Linked DNA regions of Homo sapiens: regions 1, 3 and 4 are each linked to region 2. A link is a loop called in an ENCODE intact Hi-C map of the cell type or tissue named here. Cell type or tissue: endothelial cell of umbilical vein. All regions are shown on one strand. Links, peaks and the distances in the headings refer to the core of each region. The heading gives the core; the rest is flanking DNA. Region 1 has its middle 36 kb from the start of ADGRF4. Region 2 has its middle 63 kb from the start of CD2AP. Region 3 overlaps CD2AP (CD2 associated protein). Region 4 has its middle 56 kb from the start of ADGRF1.

Region 1 (8,099 bases), core at 1,898-6,897, 320 kb before region 2:
GACCTCGTGATCCACCCACCTTGGCCTCCCAAAGTGCTGGGATTACAGGTGTGAGCCACCACACCCAGCCTAAAATGTTATTGAAATATATAATTTTCATGTTTAGTTTCTTCTTGATGTGTTCATTTTACATGGTTAAAAAGTAAAAATATTTTAATATCATTTCCATGCCATGGAAAGAAGAAAAGTGACCAAACCTTGCCCCAGCCCCCAAGATGTCCATGTCTTACTCCCCAGAATCTGTGACTACGTTACCTTACCTGGAAAAGAGAGTCTGTAGATGTGATTAAGGATTTTGACATGCAGAAGTCATCTTTTATTATCTGGGTGGGCCCAGTGTCATTATAAGAATGCTTAAAAGTAGAGGCTGGCGCGGTGACTCATTCCTGTAATCCCAGCACTTTGGGAGGCCGAGGCAGGTGGATCACAAGGTCAGGTGTTCAAGACCAGCCTGGCCAATATGGTGAAACCTCGTCTCTACTAAAAATATAAAAATTAGCCAGGCGTGGCAGTGTGTGCCTGTAGTCCCAGCTACCCGAGAGGCTAAGGCAGGAGAATTGTTTGAATCCGGGAGGTGGAGGTTGCAGTGAGCTGAGATCATGCCACTGAACTCCAGCCTGGGCGACAGAGCAAGACTCTGTCTGGAAAAAAAAAAAAAAGTAGAAAAGGTACTCAGAAGAGTGAGGTAGAGGAAGATTGACTACAGAAAAGGAGGTCAAAATGACTCAGTGTGAGAAAGACTCAGTGCATCCTTGCTGGCTTTGAAGATGGCAGAGCAGTGCCAAGACATGTGGGCTGCCTCTGGAAGCCGGACAAGGCAAGCAAGTGTATGCTGCCCTAGAAGCTCCAGAAAGGAACACAGCCCTGCTGACATAGCCCTGCTGACACTTGGATTTTAGCCCAGGGAGACCCATTTTAAACTTTTGACCTCCAGAACTGTAATATAATAAATATGTGTTGCTCTAAGCTACTAAATTTGTGACAATTTTTTATAGCGCTATAGGAAACTAATAAGCATGTGTGTTCAGTACAACCTATGCCTCACCCCCACTTTGCCCTGCTCCTAATGGTAACCACATTTACCATTTTCTGCTTTATTCTCCCTGTGGATATATTTTTAATAAACAAGTACATGTGTGTTTACTCTAGCTTTTTTCTTTCTTATGCAAATATTCTATGCTATATACAACAACTCTGCTCCTTGTTTTTTTTTTTTTTTACTTAACAATGCACATTCTTGTTCTTTCTTTGCCCCACAAAGTAGCCCCACCCATGACACAAGTTTTTGCAATCAAAATGTCTCCAGACCCTGCTAAACATCCCTCCCATTGAAAGCCACGTTCGTAGATGGAATAAATACCTCAATCTGGGGAAACATCTTTACAGGCTGCGGGTACAGAAGAATTTCTTTAAACACAACTTCAAAAACACAAACATAAGGCAAAATGTGGATCAATTTGATGACATCACTTAGGCAGTTGTATCGAGAATTAAACTGTAAGAGGGTAAGAGCTGAATCCAAAGGACCAACCAGGCAGTTCTTAAACTAATTTGGGGAATCCAAGGGCACACAGCAGGGAAATGGTGGAACCAGAATTCAAACCTGTAGTGTCTCATGTCATGCACACACTCTACCTCTGCTTAATATCCTTCTAGAGTGTCAACATAAGGAATATTGCAGGCTGGTAAAAGGCCTAAAAGAATTAAGTTGGCTCAAGTATTATCAAGTTTCCTTAAAAATAGGTTATGTGATGAAGTTCAGGTTTTATATTCAGAGGCTTCATAAAGTTATACACTTTCTGAAAAAAATACGATGGGAAGATCTGGGATAATGTGAACACATCTTTATACCAGGAGGAAGTGACTCATGGCTGATGGGAAAATTGAACGTTTTCAATGAATAGCAGAAAATCAGGTTAGAAGACGGAAGGGTAAAGCTATGCTTTAGTAGTTGTGTCATATAAAAATTGCAAAAGAGAGGCAGCTCTGGAGACCGTCTGAAGGAGGCTCACAGATGTTGACCCTGTTCAAATGCCACAGCCTTCAACCTGCCTGTTCAGTGGGCAGGGACGTTCGTGGCGCCTCAGCCAGAGGCCTCTGTGGTCATTAGAAGAGGGGATTCACCATCCTTCATTCTGTCCTGTGCATGCTCCACTACTCTGCATTTTATTTTATTATGGTAATAAACACACATTGTAAAATTTATTGTCTTACCCATGTTTAAGTGTATAGTTCAGTAGTCTTAAGCATATTTACATTATTTTGAAAGAGATCTCCACAACTTTTTCATCTTTTAGTGCTGGAACTATATATCCATTCAACAATTCTCTTTTCCCCCCTTCTCTGGAAACCACCATTCTATGAATCTAACTACTTTCTAGACCTCATATAAGTGATATTATGTAGTATTTGTGTTTTGTGATTGGCTCAATTTACTTGGGATAATTTTCACAAGTTTCATCTATGTTGCAGCATGTGACAGGTTTTCCTTGCTTTTAGGATTAAATAATATTCCATATTTACATATGCATACATATGTATATATAAAATATTCCATACGTGTGTGTTGCTTTCTACCTCTTACCAGTTGTAAACAGAATTGGTATGAGACCCCACTTTCAATTTTTTCAGATATATACCCAGAAGTTGGATGGCTGGATTGTATAGTAGTTCTATGTCCTATTTTTAATTTACTGAAGAATTCCCATACTGTTTTCCACAGCAATTATACCATTTTACAATCCCACCAACAATGCACAAGGGTTCCAACTTCTCTGTATTCTCGCCAACACTTGTTATTTTATGTTTTGTTTTATAGTGGTGTAAAATCAAGGAAAAATGACTGAGGCAAGTCTAGATCAATTTCGAAGTTTATTTTGCCAAGGTTAAGGATGCACAAGGGAAAAAGAGACACTAGCCACAGTTGGATCTGCAGCCCATACATTTGCCAAAGAAAGTTTGGAGACTTCAGTATTTAAAGGGGAAAGAGCAGGCAGTAGAGGAAAGAGGAAAGAAAAAGGAGGACAGTAGATAAAAGTGGTAATCGGTTGCATTCTTTTGAGGCTTTGATCACTGTTCACTGAATTCACATTTTACATGTGAAAAGAGGGGCTGGAGAAACAGTCAACTACACATTTGTGTGGCCTTCTCCTCAGTGAATCTGCATTTCTACATAAGATAAAGTAAACATAGAATAGAAGAAGCAGTCAAGTATGCATTTGTCTCAGGCAAGCAGAAGGATGACTTCCAATCTTATCCTTGTCCCTTACCTATGAATATAAGCTGTTGATTTACATTGTCAGGGTGAAATTCAACAGAATTTCTGTCTTAGAGTAAAAATCTTGGAGCCCACAAGGAATTTCATTGTAAGCAAATTGTGAGGGAGGTCCCCTGGGGAGGTAAGTGGCATTGCATCTTTGCAGCTATCTATTTGGAAACAAAACAAGAGGCAGTTTTGCACCATTCAGTTCCCAAACTTAATTCTTCTCTTTGGCATGGAGAGTTCGGGGGTGTCGAGATTTTATTTTCCTTCCACAGCAGCCATTGTAATGGGTGCGAGATATCTTGCACTTTTGAATGGCCATGGGTGCACAAGCAGGTCCAGATTCTGTATAGGAGAGGATTAGGGGTGCTTTCTGGTTAAAATAATGCTACATTTGCATCATACTTTATATAGCAGCTGAGAAAATGTAATTGTCCTTAACTAATATGGAGAGAATGGAGATTTCGTAGACCTTGTGAGGTAAGGTTTGGGTGGAGTGAAAGCCTATCACTGGCAAATGATGATTCCTAAGCAGGTCTTGTTGGCTTCGTGTTTTCTGTCATGTGTCCTTGCCATAAAATACTTTATTCCTGAATGTTTACAAGTTGAGCTTCTTTCTTCGTTGTATTATCTGGTGACCCAAATAAAAACTTCCACCTTTTATTTTTAATCATTTAACCAAAAACAATAAGCTTAGTGTCATGCTTGGAGCATTTTACTTCTGCTTTGGACAGATGTCATTTCAGCTATCACTCACTCTAAGATTTCAACCACCAGGTGGTGCCTAAGTGTTTATTAAAATCAGTTGTGTCTGCCCTGTTAGCCAAGTTTTAAGTTAATTTGCCTAATAAGTTATTTATGACTATATAGTCACAGCTACTGTATTAGTTTTTATCATTGCTGTGACAAATCACCAAAACTTATTGGCTTAAAATATCACAATGTGTTATCTTACAGTTTTGCAGGTTAGAAATCAAAAGTGGGCCTCACTGGACTAAAACCAAGGTGTCAGCTGGGCTGCATTCCTTCTGGATGCTCCAGGGAAGAATGCTTTTCCTTTCCTTTTCCAGTTTCTAATGGATACATGCATTCCTGGGCTCACAGCCCCTTCCTCCAAACTCAAAGCCAGCAGCAAAGCAGCTTTATATCTCTCTTGCCTCCCTCTTGCACTTATAAGAACACTTGTAATTATATTGGGGCTACCTGGATAACCCAGGATAATCTTACCCACGTTAAAGTCAGCTAATTAGCAAATTCAATTTCATCTGCAACCTTCATTCCCCTTTGCCATGTAACCTAACATAATCTCAGGTTTCAGGGCATGTCTATCTTCAGGGGCCATTACTTTGTCTACTACTGCTACCATAAGTTCTGGAACTTTTAACGTGTCTTGATTTTTTAATACTCTGCCCTGACATGCTAAAGTCAAACAGCATCAACATTTTTTTCTGGAGTATTCAAAGGATGGATGAATGGATGGATGGATAGATGATTTGATATTCAGACAAATGTGAGGTATTAATGTGTTTCACACATACAAATCCTATTTAACTTCATGACCTTCTCCTGCACCCCACTTGAGCTTATAGATATGAAGTGGACATTAATTCCAGCTACCATCATTACCAGGCTCAAACATCCAATTCCTAGCTTTTTAATTTTGAAAATATAAGTTTTTCAAACTTAAAACAAAAAGTTTTAAAATAATACTTGAAGATTTTTTTTTCCAGATTCAAAATGGGTTTTGGCATTCACAAAATAGGTTAGGATTCTCCTGGCTGTGGGGAGAGAAGACATGGAGAAGCAGGAAAATCATTTGCTACTGGCGAAGGTGTCTAAGACAGGTCCTGAGCTCTGGGGTTAGATCCCAGGTTGGCAGAGAGTGTAGGGAGAAAGCAGATGATAAGTTTGGGGAACCAAGAAAGGAGGAAACTTGTCCACACCCCTACCTGGGATTTTGGAATATAGCAGACAGACTCACAAACATTCAACACACTATAGTGGCAGGGGGTGTAGAGGGAAAAAGGCTGTGGGAGCTGTTAGGGGCAGAGAGGGATAAGCAACCTGACTGTGTTTCCCCTGACTTCAGAGAGACGTGAGATACCACCTGTATCCTCTCCACACACCTGAGAAAAGGACATGGAAGTTAGGAGAAAGAGAAGAGGAGAAAGAAGTAAAACAAGCCATTTGTCTAGATATAGTCATAGAAATCTTAGCAGATGCTGGGAAAGAGTGATGACTATCCCCAAAGACCAGATGGTACAGAGCCAGGGCAGATGCCCTCATAGAAACAGCAGCCCAAGATTTGAGACCTCCTTTATGCTGACACACAAAACTATGGAAGCCCCTAGAACTTAAATGGAATCTCAGGAAGAAAAGAGAGGGAGGGAGTAAGGAGGACAAATCCTGAACTGATTGAAATTCGCCTAGAGAAAATGAGTTTATTTTGAATGGGCTCAATTTATACATACATATATAATTTTGCTAAAGGTAAAGCAAGGTTTAAAATTAAGTTGAGATTTTTAAAAATTCTATTTCTTATACACATGAGTACATGGCTTGAGACTATATGTCTACTAAATACAGATAATGTCTACTAAATAGACAGATAAATAGAACTATTAAGCCATACACCTCAATTTTTTGCTCAAAACTATGCAATCATATTAATGTACTAGGTGAAAAATGATATACTTGAGAAAGCTTTGTGCATGTTAGAAAACCTAAATTTTGATTCTCAGTCACTAGCCCCAATTTTCTATCTATAACCTTTACCCTCTTCCTCATAGAAATAAGTGTTGATGTTTATGTGCATTTTTCCATATTTAATGGGCAATAAATACCAGTCACAAAGTCAAGAAGTTATTTGGGTGAGTATATGTCTAATACCATAAATCTAAAAATCTGAATTATACAATGTATATTGTGTAAGAATCTTAATCTTAGGCCTCTCCACAATTGCTCCACTAATAAAATACAATAAAAACTTAAAGGGTGAATATCAGGATTATCATTTGGTGTAGGGTATCAGCATTTGGTACCCAGCCAAAGACAAGCTCAAGTAAAGTATTTACTAAGATTAGTAATAGTATGGCTCTCTGAATTGGGAGCTGGGTGCTACTTTGAGCCTCTCCCACATAGGAATAACTGCTGGCCTCTTCAGCATAGGAATAAAGCAAGGGTTTCATTTATCCAAAGTTAATCATGACTTAATTTCTAGTTCCTACAGTGACACCATAAGCCTCACAGTAGTGTAGGGACACTAGAGAGGTTCTCAAGGCATTATGGAGGTGCTGACTACAAAATAGGAAAATAAGGCTTGGAAAAGCTTTTTAACAAACTCAGTCTCTCTCTCTCTCTCTCTCTCTCTCTCTCTCTCTCTCTCTCTCTCATTTTTAAGGTGTTGTTTGTGCATAAAGAAATAAACACAAGGCAATACTAACAAGACATGACTTCTGTGAGCTACAGTGAAAAGAATGAAACCCTTACTCATAAATTAATCATAGAGGGAAGCTCTCCAAAAACTACACAGATATAACTCTTAGCAACTCTGTTGTCACCCACTCCTAACTCTGGCTGACAGCAGATTGTAGAGTAGTTAAGGGTCATTGTTGAACAAGTCTCAGTTTTAATCTAGTAAAGAAAACAGAAACTTGAGAAATTAGTCAGAGAAAAGTATGTCCTATGACATCCTAATTATTCATTATTTATTCAGATAATTAAATGACGTAAGAATAGTAGGACAAGAAAAATAAAGATGTGAGTATTCAAAAATAGAGGGCTGTCTTTATTCATTTAACACTAGATTGTATACATAGAAAAATCTACAGATAAGAGATTAGAAAATATAAGTAAATTTAGCAAGGCTGCTAGATGTAGGAGCAATACACAAAGAAGGAAATTTTTTTCTACATAACAGAAAAACAATTAAAAACGAATACTTTTAAAATAACAAAAATATCAAAAAACACCAAATACCTAAAAGTGAAAAATATACAAGACACAGAGAAAACTACAAAACATGTGGAGAAATTAAAGAAAACCCATTGACCAAAAGACTAAGATGGAAGGGTAAACTATGTTGATGAATTAAAGACAAAAATCTGCAAAGATATTAACTTCCTACAAATTCAATTTAATTCCAATCAAAATTCAGCAGATTGTTTTTGTGTATATTGACAAACTGTATTTAGACTCATCATTGCATAAGGTTAGGCTTAGGACAGCAAAGTTTTAAACCTAACTCTGCCTCTTTAGGCTCAGGACAGCAAAGTTTTAAACCTAACTCTGCCTCTTTCTATGTGACCCAGACCAACCGACTTCACCTATCTGAGTCTCACTTTCCACTTCTATTAAAGTGGAGATAATAATGTCTCCCTCACAGGACTCCTGTGCAGATAAAATTGGCAAGTTAAATAATGTTTTTCAGTTATCTACTCCTCATATTTCCTATTTGTCTCTCTCCTTCTGTAAACTATAAGCTCTTTGAAGACAGGGACTGGGTTTTGTTCACAATTAAAAGTCCAGCGAAGATGCTCAATAAATTTTGCATCAATAAATGTGTTTTGAAATATACAATAAGAAACAGATGGCATTTCAAGCAAATATTGTGCAAGAAGGAGCTCCTGTAGGAGATAAGAAGGGTTTCCTAGTAAGTGGGCAAGTATGTGATTAAGGTATCTGGGAGCAGACTCCTACTCAAGTCAGGGAGGGATCTGGGAATCAGTCCCTGGGGAAAAGGAAAGACTGGAGCAAAGTGAAGGCCCAGATTTATATGGACTTAAAATCAGAAAGGAGGATCAATACATGGCACAGAGTCGCTATTAGGGCTGGTACA
Region 2 (8,099 bases), core at 1,643-6,642:
TACCTGTAATCCCAGCTATTTGAGAGGCTGAGGCAGGAGGATCACTGGTGCCTAGGAGTTTGAGCCTGGCCAACACAGAGAGACTCCATTTCAATTAAAACAAAACATAAAAACAGAAAACAGAGGAAAAGCCTCATAACATTGGATTTAATAATAATTTCTTGAATGACTTCACAAGCACAGGCAACAAAAGCAAGTAGATAAATTAGACTTCATCAAAATTAAAGCTACTGTGGATCAAAAGGACATTATGAAAGCAGGGAAAAGGTAACCCACAGAACAGGAGAGAGTATTTGTAAACTGTATCTGATAAGAGGTTAGTATCCAGAATTTATAAAGACCTCCTATGATATAACAATAACAAAAACCCAAATAATCCAGTTTTAAAATGGGCAAAAGGTTGGGTGCAGTGGCTCACATCTGTAATCCCAGCACGTTGGGAGGCCAAGGCAGGAGGTTCACTTGAGCCCAGGAGTTTGAGACCAGCCTGGGCAAGATGGCAAGACTCTGTCTTGAAAAAAATAAATAAATAAAATAAAATAAAATAAAAATGGGCAAAAACTTGAATTGACATTTCTACAAAGAAGATATATAAATTGGCCAATAAACAAATTAAATCATCGTTTGTTTGCTCATCATTAATAATTAAGGAAATTCCAATTAAAACCACAATGAGCTACCACTTTATGCCCATTAAGATGACTACAATAAAACAAACAAGCAAATAACAACAACAACAAAACAAACCCCTAAAAGTAGCAAGTCTTGGCAGGGAGAGAGAGAAATTGGAATCCTTGTGCATTGCTCGTGAAAATGTAAAATGGTGTGGTCACTATGGAAAACAGTGTAGTGGTTCCTTAAAAAGTAAAAATAAAATTACCACATAATCCAGCAATTCCATTTCTGAGTATATACCCCCAAAAAATTGATAGCAAAGAGAGACTTGAACAGACACTTGTACACCAATGTTCATAGTAGCATGATTTACAATAGCCAAAAGGTGGAAGCAACCCAAATGTCCATCAATGACTAAATGGGTAAACAAAATGTAGTATATACATACGATGAAATATTATTCAGCTTTAAAAAGGGATGAAATTATAACAGATGCTACATCATGGGTGAACTGTGAAGATATTATGCTATGTGAAATAAGCCAGATAGAAAAGGAAATGTATGATTCCATTTACATGAGGTACTTAGAATAGTCAAATTCATAAGGAAGGAAAGTAGAATGGTGGTCACCAGGGGCTGAGAGAAGGAGAAATGGGGAGTTTCTGCTTGATGGGTGTAGAGTTTCACTTTGGGGTCATGAAAGACTTCTGGGGATGCATGGTGGTGATGATTGCACAACAATGTGAATGTACTTGATGCCACCGAACACTTAAACATGGTCGAAATGCTAAATTTTATGTATATTTTACTGCAATAAAAATGCATTTTTATATATTATTAATTTGGATTTTACTAAAAGCAGACACTGTGAGACAAGAATTTGAGAGTAATTAGTTTATTTGGTATTGAAATAGGTTTTGCAAAGATTACGACAGTGAGAGAAATCTAACATGGCTGACTCCATCTTGCTTTTGGCTTCACAGGCTGGCTGTCTTTGATCATTCTGGGCATAGGACAAGCTAACTATGGGAGGAATTTAGTCTATAGTTTAACTTGAAAGCAAGGATGATAGTAGCCCTTCCCTGGAACTAACCACTCCTTGCTCAAGGGTGGAAAACTAACAAAAGGCCATGAGGCTAAGATTATAGAAGGCCCTGAAGTCTGCTAATATGTAGGCGTAGTTTCCATAATCATTTACTGCTCAGGAGTCATGTAGCCAGAGGTCACAAAATTTGTGACTTTCCCAATTGCTCCCAAAGATAACATGACTATTGTAAAACCTAAGAGTGGTCTTTTGAGATATTTTTCAGGTTTTTGCACTGCAGCAACTGACTGACCCTACCAGACCTGTGACTCATGACTTAACTGGTCCTGTGACCCCCACCTCTCAGAGGCTGACTTAAGGCTTGAGCACCATCTCCCACACCCCAATAATTTCACTTCCAACCAATCAGCTGTATCAATTCCCTAGCCCCCTGCCCACCAAATTATCCATAAAAACCATAGGGTCTGAGTTCTAAGGGAGACTGATTTGAGTGATAGCTCCACTTCTTCTGCCTGGCCAGCTTTTTGTTAATTAAACTCTTTCTTTACTGCAATACCATGGTCCCAGTGAATTGGTTTTGTCTGTGCCGCTGGCAGGAAGAACCTGTTGGGTGATTACAGTATCTCAAGAAATACTGTTAGTGAGTGGGCAAGAGAGGCAAGGAATTGAAGACTAATAAATGGTCTGTGTTATCAAGCCAGTTACTGTAATGGACAATTGGAACTTAATCCAGCTGGCAACTCTGGAGATCCAGAATAACACAAACCTCAGAGCTATTTCCTCAGTGGGGTGAATGAGCTGAAGTCTTGCCTCACCAGTTCCCATCAGTCATTTTTTAAGGAATACTTCCCAGATATCTGTTCATTTCCCTAAGCCTGGTGCAGCAAAGTGCACTCCAGTGGTCAGAGAAAATCTTTGGGCAAAGGGACCCTGATGCTGGCAGGTGGACATCATAAAGGCTGAGACATTGGCAGCATCTACCTTTATTTATTTATTTATTTATTTTTTACAGACAGGATCTTTCTCTGTCACCTCTGCTGGTGTGCAGTGACATGATCACAACTTACTGCAGCCTTGACTTCCTGGATTCAAGCAATCCTCCTGCCTCAGCCTTCCTAGTAGCTGGGACAACAGGCATGTGCCACCATGCCTGGCTAATTTTTTTATTTCATTTTATTTCTTTATTTTTTGTAGAGATGAGATCTTGTTGGGTTGCCCAGGCTTTGATAATATATTTAATTTAGACTTTTTTCTCTCTACTAATTCAAACCAGACCAGCATTAATTAATTTAAATTGGAAAATATTTCTTGATTATGCAGATCTTGAATAGCATACTATAGAACATATGGAATGTGCAGTATATATTAGACATCATGCCATACCCTTCCTGTGACTGCCCGTGTCTCTAGCCTGTAGCATGGTCAGCTTTGGACCAAGTCTTCACTTTGCAATGGACTCTTCATCCCCCACTCTAGTAAGAAAGAGCACACAATGGCCTTTCTTTTTGAGGAAGAAAAACTTGGGTGGAAAATCTGGGTTTTCTTCCAAATGTCATTAAATATCATTTAATTCATTTTGTATCCTCAAACATTCCACATATATCAACAGCTTTTCCTGTAAATATTAAATAAAAGGAGGTAAGAAAAAACAGGAGGCAATGGCAGTGGAGAAATCTCTTGGAGGAAAGCTGAGAGCACAGTCCCCGTGACTGAGAGTTTCAGAGGGTTGGCAGAGCCATGAAGAACAAAGTGAAACTGTGGCTGTCGAGCAGTGAGAATGATCAAGGCTTTTATTTACATTCCAGTGAAATCTAGGGACAACTCTCATTGTGCGACTATTTATGGTGGAATTGTTTGAAACTTTGCAACTTTCTCTTTGGTGTTTTTACCCACTTCCTGTTTCTTGTTGTGATTAACAGTAAAACGAAACCTAATCACACAAAAAGCTTTTAGGAAACCATAAACCGGTAATATGGTTTCAAGGTGATCTTGGGGTCACATAAATTCTTCTGATGCCTCGGGCGCTGGAGAAGATGAAAATCTTTATGGAAACACCACTGAAAATGGAAGCCGATGGTCCCACCTCAATAACAAGGGAATAAGGAGCTTACCACACCTTTTATCCTTGACACCCATTGGGCTACAAGTTTCCAGTCTGGCTTACAGCTGAAGAAATTTCCACCACGTAGACAATGGGAAGACAAGAAAATGGTCTGTTGGCATGCTAAGTTGAAATCAAAACCTTCTCCATGGAAACGTTTTGAAACGTTATGTTTAGATTCTAAGGTGCTGACAGTAAAGTTGCAGTTTAAAGAGGTTTTATGGTCTGAAGACGGTAAATAGTAAATGCCTTACCATTTCTCGCTTTTGAGACCTAATCCATTTTTATGTCAAGAAATTCCGTATATGTAAGATTTAGTGAGTGCAAAGAATGTCAGCAACCATTGTGGAGATTTTGCATTCTGTCTGCCTGCCTGGCTTGTATTCTTAGATGCACGTATACATTTAAACATGTATAAACTTATACATGCCCTTCCTGAGGTAAGAATACTTGACTGAAAACTGTGGTATATAGGAATAAGTTATTCAAACTAATTGTGTACTTAATCCTATACAACCCTTTTCTCTCATCTCAGAAGAGGACTGTCTTGGGTTGGTGTTGCCATCTAGTGGCCAATATGGGAAACTGGCAAATGCATGACTTCTTCCTTTTCCTTCTTTCTTCCTCTCTCATTAGCGTGAAGAACTTGGTATACACCCGACCTTCTTTCAGATACTCATCATGAACAGCTTAGCAAAAGCCTCTAAAGATAATGTCTTTCTTACACAGATGGATAGACACAACACACACACAGACAACACACACACACAGACAACACACACACACAAACTCTCTCTCTCTCTTTCAAGCCCCTTTCACTTACAACCTTCCCTCCCAACTGTTGCTAATTGTATCTGTCTGGGTCTCCCACAAGGCAATTTTGTCATCTGCATTCTCTCTCCTTCTTGTTGTTGTTAATTTGTGAACCCCTTCACTCAAATTAATAAAAGCCGTATTTTTTTTATTTTTTATTTTTTGTGAGGCAGAGTCTCTCTTTGTCACCCAGGCTGGAGTGCAGTGGCACAATCTCAGCTCACAGCAACCTCCACCTCCTGGGTTCAAGTGATTCTCCTGCCTCAGCCTCCTGAGTAGCTGAGATTAGAGGCATGCACCACCATGCCCAGCTAATTTTTGTGTTTTTAGTAGAGACACGGTTTCACCATGTTGGCCAGGCTGGTCTTGAACTCCCGACCTCAGGTGATCTGCCCGCCTTGGCCTCCCAAAGTGCTGGGATTACAGGCATGAGCTACCACATCTGGCCAAAAGCCATATGTTTTCCGAAGTAATTGGACACGCTGAAACTAATGTTGTAAACTTTAAAACTTTTGTGGAGCCCCAGAAGTGTCCTTTTAGAATCTCTAAAAGGTTTACAGGGAGTTCCTTCTTACCTCTCAATTAGATAGAGCTGCTTTTGTCAATTGCCAGTATTTAAGGCAAAATTTTAAAATCACTTAATGTATTTGTACTTGCTTACATTTGCCAAAGTAAAACTGGTAGGGCAAGCCAAAAACTAATAAAAATGATTTTCTGTGGGGATGGGAGAGAACGGGGTCTAGGACAGGAATAGAAGAGAGACTTCTCTGTTTATAGTTTGTTTTTAAAGATAGCTTTTTTGGTGAATAAAATTCACTCGTTTAAAGCTTACAACTCAGTGATTTTTATTTTTATTTATTTATTTTTTAGAGACAGCGTCCCCTCTGTTGCCCAGTGGAGTACAGTGAAGTGATCATAGCTCACTGAAGCCTCAAACTTCTGGGATCAAGTGATCCTCCTGCCACAGCCTCCAGAGTAGCTGGAACTACAGGCATGCACCACCACACCAGGCTAATTTTTATTTTTATTTTTGTAGAGATGAGGGCTCACTATGTTGCCCAGGCTGGTCTTGAATTCCTAGCCTTAAGCCATCCTCTTGCCTTGGCTTCTCAAAGCATTGGGATTACAGGTGTGAGCTACCATGTGTGGCCAATTCAGTGACTTTTTAGCAGACTTATAAAGTTATATGACCATCACTACAATCTAATTTTAGAACATTTTCTTCAGCCCAAAAAGAAACTTTGCCCTCACTTACAGTCACTTCCCATTCCCACCCCATGCCTCAAACTCCTGGGCTCAAGTGATCCTCCCACCTCAGCCTCCTGAGCATCTGGGACCACAAATGTGTGTTACCACACCTGGCTAACTTTTATAAAATAATGTTTTTTGTAGAGATGGAACCTTGCAATATTGCCCAGGCTGGTCTTGAACTCCTGGCCTCAATCAGTTCTCCCACCTCAGCCTCTCAAAGTGCAGGGATTACAGGCATAAGTCACTGTGCCCAGCCAATAATAATGTTTTAATATCGGCCTATTAATTGTAAGAAATATACCATACGAATGCAAGATGTTAATAACAGAGGAAATTAGTAAATGAGATATATAGAAACTCTCTGTCCTATCTTCACAAGTTTTCTATGACTCAAAAAGTATTCTGAAATCAAAAGTTTATTTTAAAAGCCTATCTTTCCTCCATTGAATTGCTTTTTTATTTTTGTCAAAAATCAACCAGGCATATTTATTTAGGTCTTTTTCTGAGTGCCTTTTTCTGGCCCATTGATATATGTGTCTATACCTCTGCCATTACCACACAGGTTTGCTTACCGTTTTTATATAATGTCTTGAAACTGGGTAGACTGATATTTCCCACTTTATTCTCCTTTTTCAAAATTGTTTTAGCTAGTCTAATTTCTTTGCCTTTCCATAAATTTTAAAACAGTTTTGTCTAAATCTATTTAAAAAATCTGGTTAGGCTATTGATAGGATTTGCTATTTGTGTATCAATTTTTCTACCTGTTCAAATGGGGAGAAGCAACATCTCTATTATATTGAGTCTTTTAATACATGAACATGATATGTCTCTCCATTTATTTAGATATTCTTTGATTTCTTTCATTAGCATTTTGTAGTTTTCAGCATACAAGTCCTGTCTTGTCTGTTAGATTTATACTTAAGCATCTTATTTTGGAAGAGCAATTGTCAATGGTACTGTATTTTAAAAATTGGTATCCATGTGTATAATTGATTTTTGTATCTTTATTTTGTATCCTATGATGTTGCTGAACTCATGTATTAGTTTAAGGAGGACTTTTTTGTGTGTGTAGATTCCTTGGGATTTTTCTACGTAGAGCATCATGTCATCTGCAAATATGAGCTGTTTTATTTCTTCCTTTCTAATCTGTATGCCTTTTATTACCTTTTGCTTTGGCTAGAGCTATATCAAATAAGTGAGGTGAGAACAGATATTCTTGCTTTGTTCCCTGTCATAGGCAGAAAGCATTAAGCCATTCATTAAGTATAATGTTAAGTGTAGTTTTTTTTTTTCTTTTTTTTTTTGACATGGAGTTTCACTCTTGTTGCCCAGGTTGGAGTGCAATGGCGAAATCTTGGCTCACTGCAGCCTCCACTTCCCAGATTCAAGCACTTCTCCTGCCTCAGCCTCCTGAGTAGCTGGGATTACAGATGCCTGCCACCACATCTGGGTAATTTTTTTTGTATTTTTAGTAGAAACGGGGTTTCGCCATGTTGGCAAGGCTGGTCTTGAACTCCCAGCCTCAGAAAGTGATCCGCCTGCCTCGGCCTCCCAAAGTGCTGGGATTAGAGGCGTGAACCACCGCACCCAACCAAGTATAGTTTTTGTAGATGCTCTTTATCAAGTTGAAAAGGTTTCCCTCCACTCTTATTTTTCTGAGGGTGTTAAATTATTGTGAAGTGTATTTTTTGAATCAATTGATATGATCATGTTATTTTTCTTGCTTAACCTGTTAATATGATATTATATTAATGGATTTTCCAATGTTGCACCAACCTTACATCCCTGGAATAAACTCCAATAGGTCATGATGTATAATTCTTTTCATGTGTTGCTATGTTCTATTTGCTAATGTTTTCATAAAGAGTTTTGTGTCTGTATTAATAAGGGATATTTGTTTGTAGTGTTCTGTTTAATACTGTTTTTGTCTTATGTTGCTATCAGGTAATACTCATTTCATAAAATAAATTGGGAAGTGTTTCCTCTTTTAGTTCTGAATGAGATTGTATAGAATTCGTGTCAAGTCTTTAAATGTTTGGTAGAATTTTTCAGTGAAAATAGAGTTTTTTTGGGGGGAGATAATTAAGATTTAATTTTCTTAATAGTTACAGGGCTATTTAAGTTCTCTATTTTGTATTGGGGTAGTTAGGGTAGTTTGTGTTATTTAATGGTCCATTTCATCTAAATTGTCAAATTTATATGTGTAGAGTGGTCTGTAGTATTCCCTGGTTATCCTTTTGATGTCTGAAGGGTCTGTAATTCATACCCTTGTTT
Region 3 (5,000 bases), core at 1-5,000, 120 kb before region 2:
TGTAGAATATTTTGTACTACAGGGATTTATACACCATAATTTCAAAGACATTAAAGTAAATGTGATTAAATATTCATTAACTATTAACCCATTTATGCCAGAGGTTGCAGTTTTTTGAATTTTTGCAATCAGACCTTGGCAATGACCTTGAACAGCAGGATAGTAATAACTCCTACATTCTTAGCATTCCAATAATGGGACACTAGGCATAGATGGGTTAAATCAAATTGACCATAGTAATAAGTATGCAATCTCTAGGCTAGCATGGTGGCTCACGTCTGTAATTCCAGCACTTTGGGAAGCCAATGGGGGCAAATCACTTGAGCCCGGGAGTTCAAGAACAGCTCAGGCAACATGGCAAAACCCCATCTCTTCAAAGAAAAATACAAAAATTAGCAGACGTGGTGGCACACACCTGTAGTCACAGCTACTCAGTAGCCTGAAATGGGAAAACTGCTTGAGCCTGGGAGGTCAAGGCCGCAGTGAGCTGTGACTGCACCACTGCAGCCAGGACAACAGAGTGAGAGTCTATCTCAAAAAAAAAAAAAAGTATTCAATCTCTGAAGGGTCTTCTGGTTTTACTGTGTTAAAACATTTGCTATGTGCTCCCATAACACCGTAATTCTTTGTACACGTTTAATATTTTACACTTTTTAAATAACAGTTTCTTTTGTTTTTTGGAGCAGAGACTGGAGTGCAATGGCAGATCTCGGCTCACCTCCCGAGTTCAAGTGATTCTCCTGCCTCAGTCTCCCAAGTAGCTGGAATTACAGGCAAGTTCCTCCACGCCCGGCTAATTTGTATATTTAGTAGAGATGGGGTTTTACTATGTTGGTCAGGCTGGTCTCGAACTCCTGACCTCAGGTGATCCACCTACCTAGGCCTCCCAAAGTGCTGGGATTACAGGAGTGAGCCACTGCACTTGGCCTTAAATAACAATTTCTTTTCCAAGAATGTAAGCTCTTTGAGAACAGCAATATTACCTGGTGTTTTTTGTTTTGTTTTGCTTTTTTTCTTAACCACTTTCTCACTAGCAGCAAATAAAACTCAACAGTTTAAATGATCTTTCTGAGGTCATAAGACAGACTCAAACCCTTATCTGATTTCAAATGTAATGCTCTCCTTCTTTGCCAAGTTGTTCCCCTAACATATTTACACAGTACCAAATCCTTACAAGGTAATTTGCAAGGCCAACCACCTTGGAAATGTTTATGTTCAGATGTTTAACAACTGAAGAAAAAGCACTATCAAAATTCTTGTATCTATGCTAAGAATCAGCAGATATTTCAGAATCCCACTAAATAAATGGTATTAAAATATAGTTAAGGTAAAATGGTAATCATTCAGCAGAGTCTGAAAGATAAATAAGAAAACAGAGCCTCATGCTTTAATTTATAATGATATTGATTTGTTATTGATTGCACATGACTAAAAATTAAGATTGACTACACAGGGCAATAACTAGTAACATGAGACTTTGCAGGAAGTTACTGTAGTTGTCTACAAAAGACTGAACTAATTTTTCTTAATTTAGACACAGTTATAAAATATCCTTCTATTTTGATGTAATTATGCAGGAAAGGAATTATTTACATACTCTTCTTAATGTTTTTGGTTTGTGGATGTGGCTGAATTCCTCCAGCTGGAAGTCCATAGGTGCTTATTCGTTGTACAAGACTTGCTACATTCCCATGCCTTTCCCGTTTGATGGGCAAACTGTCATCCTTGAATTCCGTCTCTCTTTTAATTTCCTACAAAAGGGAAAATAAATAAAGAGGCAAGTTAAGTTATATTTTTTATATTAAATCCTCAAATGTAAAATACCAAAAAATAGCTACAGTAATTACTATATAAATCATAATATCAATAGTTTCCAACCTTTGCTCTGCTCAAACATATCTGAAGAATAAAACACATTTTGGTAACAGTGACTCATGAGTTTAAGTTTTATCAGAACTGGAGATGAAGATAAAGGAAAGAGAGGCTCAAACCCCACCCCGACCACTCACCCCAACTACAAAGAAACACTGAGATACAAAGACAAACAATAATTCAAAGTCAGGGGTAAACAAACTTTCTATAAAGTGCCAGATAGTAAATATTTTACAATTTGCAGACCATACACTTTCTGTTGCAACCATCAACACTCCTATGTGTGGTATAAATGCAGTCAGATATTTAAATGAATGAATATAACTATGTTCCAATAAAACTTTATTTATAGACACTAAAATTCTAATTTCAAATAATTTTATATGTCATATTATCCTTTTGATTTTTTCCAACCATTTATAAAATTCTCAGCATTCTTAGCTCATGGGTCTTACAAAAACAGGTGGTATTCAGACTTGTCCTGTGGGCTGGTAGTTTGATAGCCCCTGATCTAAGTCATGGCTATAAAATAAGACATGTGAACCATCATGGAAAAGTATAAAATTTTACTGGAAGACATGAAGACAAAAACAAAGTTATGCCATATTTAGTAACTGAAAACTCAGTATCATAAAAATATATCAGTTCTCCCTTAAAATTGATGTAATATATCAATGCAATTCAAATACACAAAAAATTTGGAGTAGCAATTTAATAAGCTGTTTCTAAATTTATACAGAACAAAAGGCTAAGAACAGTGAAAATACTTCAAGGAAAAGAAAGCGGAGGGAGTTTTTGTTAACGAAAATACAAAGGAAAACTATAACGATAGAATTAGACAATGTGCTACTGGCATAAAGACAGTACTGATAAATGAAACAAAATAGGAAATCCATAAACAGACAAACTTCATTTAAAACAGAAAAAAATGAGGAAAGATGGAATCTTAAAATACATTGTGCAAGAAAAACGTTCCATATTTAATAGGGAATGAAACTGGATACCTATCTCACACATTTCATATTAAAATTAACAATTTTAACTTGATATGGCAAGTATTGTGTGTGTGTGTGTGTGTGTGTGTGTGTGTGTGTGTGTGTGTGTATACATATATATATATACTTTTTTTTTTTTTCTTCAGACAAGGTCTCCCTCTGTTACCCAGGTTGGAGTGCAGTGGCATGATCATGGCTCACTGCAGCCTCCACCTTCTGGGCTCGAGCAATCCTTCCACCCTGCCTCCCGAAGTACTGGGATTATGGTAGTGAGCCTCGGTGGCCAACCAAGTATACTTTTCTTAACCTTTACAATAGAATATTTCTATTTCAAGTTTATAAATTCTTATGATTATAAAAGTATTACAGATTGTTTTAAAAGTATCTTGTGAAAAGGATTCTTTTTTTTTTTGAGAAGGAGTCTCACTCTGTTGCCCAGGCTGGAGTGCACTGAGCGCGATCTCTGGTCACTGCAACCTCCGCCTCCTGGGTTCAAGCAATTCTCCTGCCTCAGCCTCCTGAGCAGCTGGGACTACAGGCATGCACCACCACACCTGGCTAATTTTTGTATTTTTAGTAGAGACGGAGTTTCACCATGTTGGCCAGGCTGGTCACAAACCCCTGACCTCAGGTGATCTGCCTGCCTCGACCTCCCAAAGTGCTGGGATTACAAGCGTGAGCCACCACGCCCGGCCGAAAAGGATTCTTATAAAACATACTTCAAATACTTGAGAACTGATAATGTGCTAGTTTTTTAATACAGTGCAAAATAACTATTATGTACTATAATTATTACTAGCTATAGTTTTTTAAAAATCAATGTGGAACAGGAAAAGAAGAGTACTGGTAACCTATCATTTCCAAAATTTGAGAGTTGTGCTGTTGCAGGAAACTGAGGACCAGAGAGACCAATATGGAGAACAGGAGGATTGTTTATTTAAGGTATGCACTGGCTCAGTGGATTCATATCCAAAAAGCTGAGCCAGTACATACCTTAAATAAACAATCCTCCTGTTTCCCCTCATATCGTCTCTCCAGTCCTCGGTTTCCCGCAACAGTGCAGTGCCCAAAAGGTGTACACATTTCATTAGTAATAATTCTGATTAAGAATAAATGTTTTTTCTTTCAGTTTCTGTGTATTATTTTTTAAATGGTTAAATTGTTAAAATATAAACATTTATTAAGTTACTCGAATCCAACAGTAAGAACAACTCTTAGGTCTTTCTTTTGGTGTAGGAGCATCATGAAATAAGGACTGAGACAATAATGGTGTTGTGTAAACCAAGAAAGTTTCGGAATCTCTGGCATAGCAATTGAAAATGAGAATTCTTAAAGAAATTTTTTACTCTTAAAAGCTGATTATCTTAGTATGATATCAAAAAACACATTTTTTTTTTGGGTAGAGATAGCATCTTGCTATGTTGTCCAGGCTGGTCTTCAACTCCTGGGCTCAAGTGATCCTCCCTTCTTGGCCTCCCAGGGTGCTGGTACTAGTTTTGCCCAGCCAAAACCCATAAATTTTAAAATAACGTTCAGTTATATGTTAAAAAGGTAAAAAAGCTATTACCTTGTAAATAAGTTCTGGCAATATATGTCCACAAGTGTCAACCTAAATAAGACACTGAATGAATACTATTCCTTAATGAAAATCCTGGTTCAACAGACACTAAAGTAAATTTATATTTGTACTACTTGACATAGTATCACCTTTCTGCTCTTTAGCATTTTCATAAACACTTATTGAGCACCTGCTAGTACCAGGCAGCAGCTAGGCATACAAATGTTAACAAGAGAGACTGTCTTTTGTTCTCACAGTACTGTACATTTTACAAAAGAATACAGAAAATAACCAGGCAGTTAAAATTCAGTGTAATAAATATCCAAAAACTCAAAACAATCCAAACATCCATCAAGTAAATGAATAAACAATGGAACACTACTCAGCAATAAAAATGAAGAAGTTATTGATACACAAAAAAATCTATCAATTTCTAATTCTGATTGAAAGAAGCCAGACACAAAATATATATGGTACATTAAAAATCTTAGAAAATACAAACTAATGTATAGATTAAAAAGCAGATAAATGGTTTTGTCGGGGTAGGATCACAGAAAGAGAGATGGACAGTAAAG
Region 4 (8,099 bases), core at 1,819-6,818, 320 kb after region 2:
AGGCTGGTCTCAAACTCCTGACCTCAGGTGATCCACCCGCCTCAGCCTTCCAAAGTGCTAGGATTACAGACATGAGCCACTGTGCTCAGCCTAATCATTGACTTTTAAACGATCTCTAGAAAAGATGTTGATGGGCCGGGCGCGGTGGCTCACGCCTGTAATCCCAGCACTTTGGGAGGCCGAGGCGGGTGGATCATGAGGTCAGGAGATCGAGACCATCCTGGCTAACAAGGTGAAACCCCGTCTCTACTAAAAATACAAAAAATTAGCCGGGCGCGGTGGCGGGCGCCTGTAGTCCCAGCTACTCGGGAGGCTGAGGCAGGAGAATGGCGTGAACCCGGGAAGCGGAGCTTGCAGTGAGCCGAGATTGCGCCACTGCAGTCCGCAGTCCGGCCTGGGCGACAGAGAGAGACTCCGTCTCAAAAAAAAAAAAAAAAAAAAAGAAAAGATGTTGATGAAGGGTAGGATCAGTATGACCTATGTAAGAGTCAGAGAAGTTTGTTTCTACCCTAGAATGCTTTCCAACCAAATTTATTCAAGTAAATTGAGTCTTAGCAGGAAAAGGGGTCAATTAGCTAGATATTTTACTGCTGTTGGTTGTCAGAAAAATGTAAGCCAAGAAATGATTTTGTTAACAACTCATTTAAAAGATGAGGAAAGTGGAAAACAAAGAGAAGGGACAAGTTCCTGCAGGCAATTAGAGATAGTTGGGGATAGGAGGGGATCGGAAGGATCTGCCTGACTATGGGTTTTATTTTCCAGGAGAACACTCAATTTGAAAACGTGCAGCAACCTCTGGGTTACTAGTGGCACCATAAGTACTCAAAATGTTTATAATAGTACAGACCAGGGGAAAGATACAATTGGGGTTTCGGCTAGAAAGTTTGACTGACAGCTACAATAGCTCCCTGGCTTTTAGCATGAGCCACCCTTTCTACTGCCATGTACACCAGGCTTTGAAGGACAGATGGGGGAAAATTCCAGGAAAGCTACTAGTTTGAAATTATGCCCATTATCAGCTTCAGTGATGAATTCAACTTTCTCTATTGTTTGGATCTCAATCAAATATTGAGCTTAGGTTATACCCTCCTTGAAGTCATAAATTTGAACTAATCCAAACCTTAAAGTCCTGTAAATGTTCTTAATAAATTATTCATCCAGCTTTCACTTAACAAATATTCTCTGAGTAGCAACTATGTGCCAGGCAGTGTTGTAGGCCTGAAAAAAGCAACTCAAAATGCCTACTCTTCTGGAGGTGACCTTCACAAGGACATCTATAGTGTTTGTATATGCTGTATTTTTTTGTCTGTAACCATAATGAGATCATGAAATGTGAAATGTGAACCAAGAACAAAAGGCACTGATGGAGAAGGAGGACCCACTAGGGGCCTCAGCAGGGAATGCTTCCCAGATCTGGCCGTGCATGAGAAATAGCAGGGGAGGCATAAGAAGTAGATTTTGGGGCCTCACCCAAGACCCATGAAATCAGTACTCTAGCCGTGAGATCCAGAAATCTGCATTTTTCAAAAGCTCCCTAAGTGGTCGTGATGTGGCCATTTCAGAACTGGTTCCCAGATCTGTGTTTAGAAATCACTGAGCTAAATGTTCTCTTGATGCCTGTGTCAGTCAGGGTTCCAGCAGGACAAAAAAGGTACTTCCTGTTGGATAATTTGAGGAGAGTTCGCAAAGGGATGATTTACAAATGGGTGGTTGGACTGTTGAGAAACCTCATAGAAGGGTGCAGAACCCTGAGGCTGGTAACCCACCGCAACAATTAGCATCCCTAAATGTGAAGACAGGAGGCAAATGGGGTTCCCAGAACCAGGAGACAGACGACTGAGGGTAGAAGGCCTCTTGACAGGACCTCTGCTCTTCAGTTGAGAGACACAGCCAGCTGATTTAAGCCAAATCCAACCAGAATCCAGAAGGCAAGAATGCCTATTCTTGGAGACCACATAGGCCAGCCTACCAGGCACAGAGAACAAAGGAAGATGGAGGGTGAATCTGGAGGAGCAAATGAAGACATTCAGCCCAAGGTCCTTTTCTGCCATGGGAACATATGAAAATAAAATGGGACTGGAAATAGGTCTAAATATGTATTACTAATATTTCATAACAAAATTGTTTTCCTGAACTGTGTAACTCTTTTTTTTTTTTTTTTTGAGATGGAATTTCTCTCTTGTTGTCCAGGCTGGAGTGCAATGGTGTGATCTCAGCTCACCGCAACCTCTGCCTCCTGGGTTCAAGCGATTCTCCTGCCTCAGCCTCCCAAGTAGCTGAGATTACAGGCATGCACCACCACGCTTGGCTAATTTTGTATTTTTAGTAGAGACGGGATTTCTCCACGTTGGTCAGGCTGGTCTCGAACTCCTGACCTCAGGTGATCCGCCCACCTCAGCCTCCCAAAGTGCTGGGATTACAGGCATGAGCCACTGTGCGCAGCTGCTCTGAGCTAAGGCTCCTTATTGTCTCTACTTGGTACCCCCAGGGACAACAAAATGCCAGGTTTTGTTTTTGCTTTTGTTTTTTGATAGTAGTTAATATTTCTTGAGTACTCATTATATTCCATACATTGTGATAATTTTATTTGAATTTGTAGAACAACATTTCAAAGTAGGTGTTATTATTTTAAAGAAAAGCAAATTAATGTAAAGAAAGATTGAGAAATTTACCTTGGGTCACACAGCATGTAAGCAATAAAGCCATGATTTGAAGCTAGATCTGTCTTCTCTCAATGCCTATGCTATTAGCCTTTTTGCTCTCTTGTTAAGCCTACCAAGGAAAACGTAAATTCCACTCACTCTTGGAAACTTGGGAGCCTATGTTCCAGGCAATTTTGTCAAGAACAAAAAAACACAATTTCTTGTACTCTTGTAGTTTCGTATTCATTCATGACTTACCAATGTATTTGTTAAATATTACATATCTTCCCATTCATACTCAGAAAGCAACGTGGGCCTTGTAGATCGAGTGTTTATGATTTTAGACATTCTTGATTCAGGCCTTAGCACTAGGATGGTACATTTTCTCTGTGCTCTGCTGGTGCTTCTATGCCCAGAACAGAGCTAGGATGACCAACTGTTCTATTTGTTCTGGACTGAGCAATTTCCCAGGACATGAACATTTCAGTGCTAGAACTGGGACAGTTCCAGGCAAACTGGGATGATTGATAAATGCCAGGTTTTAAAAATACCTCCGATTTAGTACGGCAGCCTCAGAAATTCTAAAGCCACATTGAAAAAAAGATTAAACTATTTTTTCTTCACATTATTCTATGATTCAGGTTCTGGTTACATCTATCCCTGTGTTATCCTAAGCTTAATTTCTAGCCCTTGCTTACTACAAATAAGTTGCGGCACAGAAGTTGCATGATAAGACAGGCAGGGAATTGCAACACCACAAGTCATCTTGGCATCCAAATACGGCAAGTGATGAAGGATGTAAGCCGTCTTCAACATAGCCCAGATCCCCATCTCTTACAATTTTAGTCCTAGACATCTGACACTTGGCTCAAAATGCACCGTGCTTATTTCACTATGTTGTAATTGCTTGTTTATTCCTTGTCTCCCTTGTTAGACAGAAAGATAATTGAGGGCAAGGATCTAGCAATCTCAAGATTTAGAACTGGACCTGCTCCATGAGATTAGCTCAGTGACTCATTGGGGAGCATCTCGGGATACGAAGAGGGCACATTTACTTGAGATTTGTTTCTGAACTTTCTTGATTCATTATGAAGCTTGGCTCTTTGTATCATCCTTGAAATACATTAGGCACTTGAAGTAGGCATGGGGTTGGGGGATCTCACATTATAGGAGAGTTTCCTGCTAAGTTTAGTTTCCACACTCATCCCCCATAGACTGATCTGGCCTGGAGACTCTACCCACTCCCCGCAATTCTGTAGGAATCAGAGTTACAAGAGTGAAGAGAGCCCTAGGGCTTCTTGGTTAGCTAACTTTCTGACTCTGAAGTGGCCTTTACTCTTCCTTGTTGTTTGAGGGAATGCCAGACAAATGAAAAAAATTTATTTTTTAGGGGGGCAAATATTGAATTCAAGAAAGTGGTGAAACTTCTTTAGAAAGTTTCGCCTAGAAATCATGCCATCCTGTATAGTATCATTAAAGATAGAGAGAAGGATGGCAAAAAAAAGAACTAGCTTTACAAAGCACTTATTTTGTGCTAGGTACAATGCTACCTTTTTACATACCCAAATGAAATGATGACATGCCACAATATTACAAGATTAATTATAATTTCCATTTACAGGTAAGCTTGCAGTGTGGTTGTATAACTTGCCCAAGGTCATAAGAAACAGAGGTGGGATGTCAAATCAGGTTTTTAGTCTGTAAACTCATGTCCGTGTTTGGTAACATGTAGCATCACCTCCCGATGACCTTGAAAATCTCTGGACTGGCTCCTGGGTCCCAGATTTCTCTCAGCTTTCTGATGTTACTCAGATACTGAACGTAACCAGGAAATATTGGGTTAGTTTCCAGAGAAAGTCTATTAGAGGCATAGTGCTAATGATAGGATGGTGGGGAAAACATCTCTAAAGGGAAGGAATGAACAGCATGAGCCATGGTTTGGGAGCTTCCTTATAATATATGGGGGAAAAGACTCCATTTATAAATGCTCATAAGGTCTCTGGTTAAATTCCATCATATAAATTATTCGCAGAGAACTGCTCAGGATTTCCCCTCCCTGCAGGGTGAACAGCTGGCCTTCTGCAATGCCAGGCCTAGGTCTTCCGGTTCTTTGAGGATCAGTGCCCTCTGCAGGTTGAAGTCAGAGAAGCCAAAAGCATGAGAATAAAAGGACAAAGAGTTTTCTGCTCCTGTTCCTTCTCATGTAAGTGCTTGCCTCAAAGTACATTAAAGACAAAGTCTAGGGGACTTTGGAGGAAATATTTTTCCTTATGTGACCTTGAGTGTGAAATGTCATGGAACCACTGGGCAAGTGATGAAGAAACCAGTTGGTTCCTCGAATTCATCCTCATGATGCTGATTTGTTCCCCGCCGTCCTTCCTGCATGTTCCATCCTGTTTAACTGTCTCAGTCCAACGGGGCCTCAGCAACAACCCTTCAACAGTGGGGAGAATTTCCCAATGGAAAGGCAGTACAAATACACACTGGAGGACTCAAATTGACTGTCTGTGTTTTCTTTATTAAGATAAAAGTTACAGGAGAGCTTAGAGAGCAGATGCAGAATGGCTCTGTGGCTCTGTTTCTGCCCTGCAGCCCCAAGTCAGTGGCGGCAGGGGCTGGGAGAAAATGGCCTAACATTTTTTTACCACCTACTTTGTGCTGGGTTCAACTTTAACTTCACTAATTTCCTTAAGAAGGGGAATTCTATCCTCTGGTCCTCTTTGAGCCTTTGGTTGGGTTTATTTCTAAACAACCAACCTGTCATTTCTTCTTTTATTTTTGAAAAGGAGCCTCGCTCTGTCACCCAGCCTGAAATGCAGTGGCATGATCACGGCTCACTGCAACCTCCGCCTCCTAGGTCAAGAGATTCTCCTGCCTCAGCCTCCCGAGTAGCTTCTATAGGACATTCCATATTAAGAGCTGAGGTCAGAGTCAGCAGCAAGGAAATGAAGTGGCAGCACAATCCACCAGGGTGTGCCTGGGGGATCTTGTGCCTGTGGTCAGGGCGGACAGAAGCAGGAGGATTCCCAGACTCTAAGCCTTCTTCTTTTTCTTCCAAGCAAAAGTAATTTAGGAAGCTCAGAAAAACCATCAAGTCTAGGAACACTTTGCTGCTAATCTGGCTTGAATTCATCATCTGTTTGGAAAACTGGGCTTTGATTTTGTTCCTAAGTCTCAGTCACCGTGCTGTAGCCACAATGTTGATGACTAGATCTTTGCCCTCTTCCTGTGCCTGAGGCCTGGATGTGGTAACTGAAACAGATGTTGGTGCACCCCCCGGTATCCCCTCAAGTCTTACCGTTTCTGAGCTTGTTGGTTTAGTTTGCAACTGTCAGCGTCTGTGTCCATTTGTTTTCTGGCTTTTTGTGGAGAGAGAAACCCTTTGTGGCCATGCACATAGCAAGCCAGAAATGCCAGGGAGCTAATGTACATCCTTCCAGCAGCCTTCAACCCTTCTCAGATACTAAGCATGGCTAAACATAAAGCTGGTGTATCATCTATAGAATTTAAGAACAATGTGAAACTCAGTACATCTGTAAGATCATGCTCAGAGGCAGTGCTTGGCAGGCTTGTTCCTTAGAATGATCCCAAGTTTCTTAAAGACAAAAATTAGGACTTGATGAGTACCCCAAAATTCAATGTCAATTATAGGAAAAGATTTTCTAAGAATTACTGGTGTGGTATTGGGCAAAATTGTGCAGCATTCATCGGAATCTGTTACTCAGACTGAAGAGATTCAAACTCATTGGGTTCAGGAGACTGTAGTCTCTTCCATTCAATCTTGGCACCTTAGAATAAGTTTTGTATTAATTATCTCTTGCTGTATAACAAATGATGCTCAACATAGTGGCTTAACACAAGAATTATTTATTATCTCTCACAATACTAGTTCAGGGATGCAGGAGTGACTTCTCTGGCTGGGAACTGAAGGTCTTCCTTTGGGTTGTGGTTAGATGCTGGCCAGAGCTCCAGAAACAGGAAGGCTTGATTAAGAATGAAGATCCACTTCCAAAGCTGCTTCCTTACATGCCTGGCCATAGGTGAGAAGTCCCAGGGAGCCTCTCTGTGGAGCTGCTGGAGTGTCCTCATGGTAGGGTGGCCCATTTCCCCAAGACTGAGCAACTCAAGAGGCCAAGATAGAAGCCGCAATGCCTTCTTTTTTTTTTTTTTTTTCTGAGATGAAGTCTTGATCTGTCACCCAGGCTGGAGTGCAGTGCCATGATTCAGCTCCCTGCAACCTCTGCCTCCAGGATTCAAGGGATTCCCTTACCTCAGCCTCCCGAGTAGCTGGGATTACAGGCATGTGCCACCATGCCCAGCTAATTTTTGTATTTTTAGTAGAGATGGCATTTTGCCATGTTGGCCAGGCTAGTCTCAAACTCCTGACCTCAAGTGGTCCATCCACCTCTGCCATCCAAAGTGCTGGGATTATGGGCATGAGCCACCATGCCTGGCCTGCAATGCCTTTTCTGACCTAGCCTCAGAAATCACCCACTGCCATTTCTGCTGTATTCTATTGGTCACATGAATCAGTCCTGCTTCAAGGTAAGAGGGGACTACAGAGGGCATGGATACTCAGAAGTGAGGCTAACTAAGGGCCATCTTGAAGGCTGGGTGCCATAAGTTTCTAGGAAAGAGTCCATTCCATAAACAGTTTTAGGTGAGAAGCATGTGAAACAGCAACAGATTCAAAGGATATTGGAAAGTGCCTGTTGACCAGACAAGCAGAAACATTTAAAATGTTTTTTTAAATTTTGTAATTTCCCACAATGCTGTTTACACAACGGGCAATGATCTGTAGCTTGAGGTGGCAACTCCTTAGAAACCTGTAGATTGAGTTGCACTTGAACTAAACAGAGAGTTTTGCTTCAGATGAGGGAGAGTCAGCTCTCAGTGACTGGCTTTCTTCCAAAACCCTGAAAATCCATTCCATTAATTCTGGAACCTTGAACCCAAGAGTCAGACTAGTGCATGGTCTGAGTTTTGCTACCTGCAGGCACTTTCTGGACCAGGATGTGGCTGCACAGTGGAGCCCTTTGTTGTGCTCTGGGCAGAGGAATTCCACTGGCCTGACTGCTTCAGGGCTCATTTCCTGAACAGGACGGTTCTACCACCTGGTGGACCGGTCTCTCCAAAACAAACAGGCTCCTCATCATGCCTCCAAGCCTGAGCCCTGTGCTGATCCCCAAATGCTGGGGAACAGAGATGACCCATGGACTCCTTATCAAGTGCCTTCAAACACCACTTGCTCATAAGAAGTTTTTACATTCATTAAGTTCATGCTACCAAAGGTCAAGTTCCCACTGCAGAAATGAAAAAAAGAAAAATGAGGAAGACAAAAAAAACCCAGAAAGCTGAGAAAGCAGCACTGAAAGAAACCAGAGAAAATGAAAAGCCAGCAATTGGTATGCTGAGCTTTGTTACTTAGTCATGAACATAGCCTGAAAATGCCACTCT

What was found. Hi-C counts contacts between places; a loop is a spot of excess contacts. Peaks named below come from ENCODE experiments on the same cell type or tissue, not always from the same donor. Only the 100,000 strongest peaks of a DNase experiment are listed, where the experiment ranks them.
Region 1: it touches region 2 in a loop (9-fold over the local background); 39 of 110 quality-filtered maps call a loop at or near these places.
Region 3: a loop joins it to region 2, with 2.9 times the contacts of the local background. A loop is called at or near these places in 5 of 110 quality-filtered maps.
Region 4: a loop joins it to region 2, with 2.1 times the contacts of the local background. A loop is called at or near these places in 9 of 110 quality-filtered maps.

The regions. Positions count from the first base shown.
Region 1 is chr6:47,730,293-47,738,391 of GRCh38, reverse strand. No RefSeq gene overlaps it. Among named protein-coding and RNA genes, the nearest start is that of ADGRF4, 36 kb to the right of the region's middle. In endothelial cell of umbilical vein, for the core only: no CTCF peak of the experiment used is centred there; a DNase peak (open chromatin) is centred at 4,041.
Region 2 is chr6:47,410,396-47,418,494 of GRCh38, reverse strand. No RefSeq gene overlaps it. Among named protein-coding and RNA genes, the nearest start is that of CD2AP, 63 kb to the left of the region's middle. RefSeq lists enhancers at 3,794-3,843, 4,346-4,405, 4,416-4,465. In endothelial cell of umbilical vein, for the core only: a CTCF peak has its summit at 4,333 (motif pointing left); DNase peaks (open chromatin) are centred at 3,834 and 4,304; H3K4me3 peaks cover 880 bases; H3K27ac peaks cover 916 bases.
Region 3 is chr6:47,530,353-47,535,352 of GRCh38, reverse strand. It overlaps CD2AP (CD2 associated protein), which reads right to left. Exons shown (of 18, transcript NM_012120.3): 3 at 1,598-1,751. Among named protein-coding and RNA genes, the nearest start is that of CD2AP-DT, 55 kb to the right of the region's middle. In endothelial cell of umbilical vein, for the core only: no CTCF peak of the experiment used is centred there; no DNase peak of the experiment used is centred there.
Region 4 is chr6:47,094,203-47,102,301 of GRCh38, reverse strand. No RefSeq gene overlaps it. Among named protein-coding and RNA genes, the nearest start is that of ADGRF1, 56 kb to the right of the region's middle. RefSeq lists a silencer at 7,515-7,809. In endothelial cell of umbilical vein, for the core only: a CTCF peak has its summit at 4,783 (motif pointing left); a DNase peak (open chromatin) is centred at 4,751.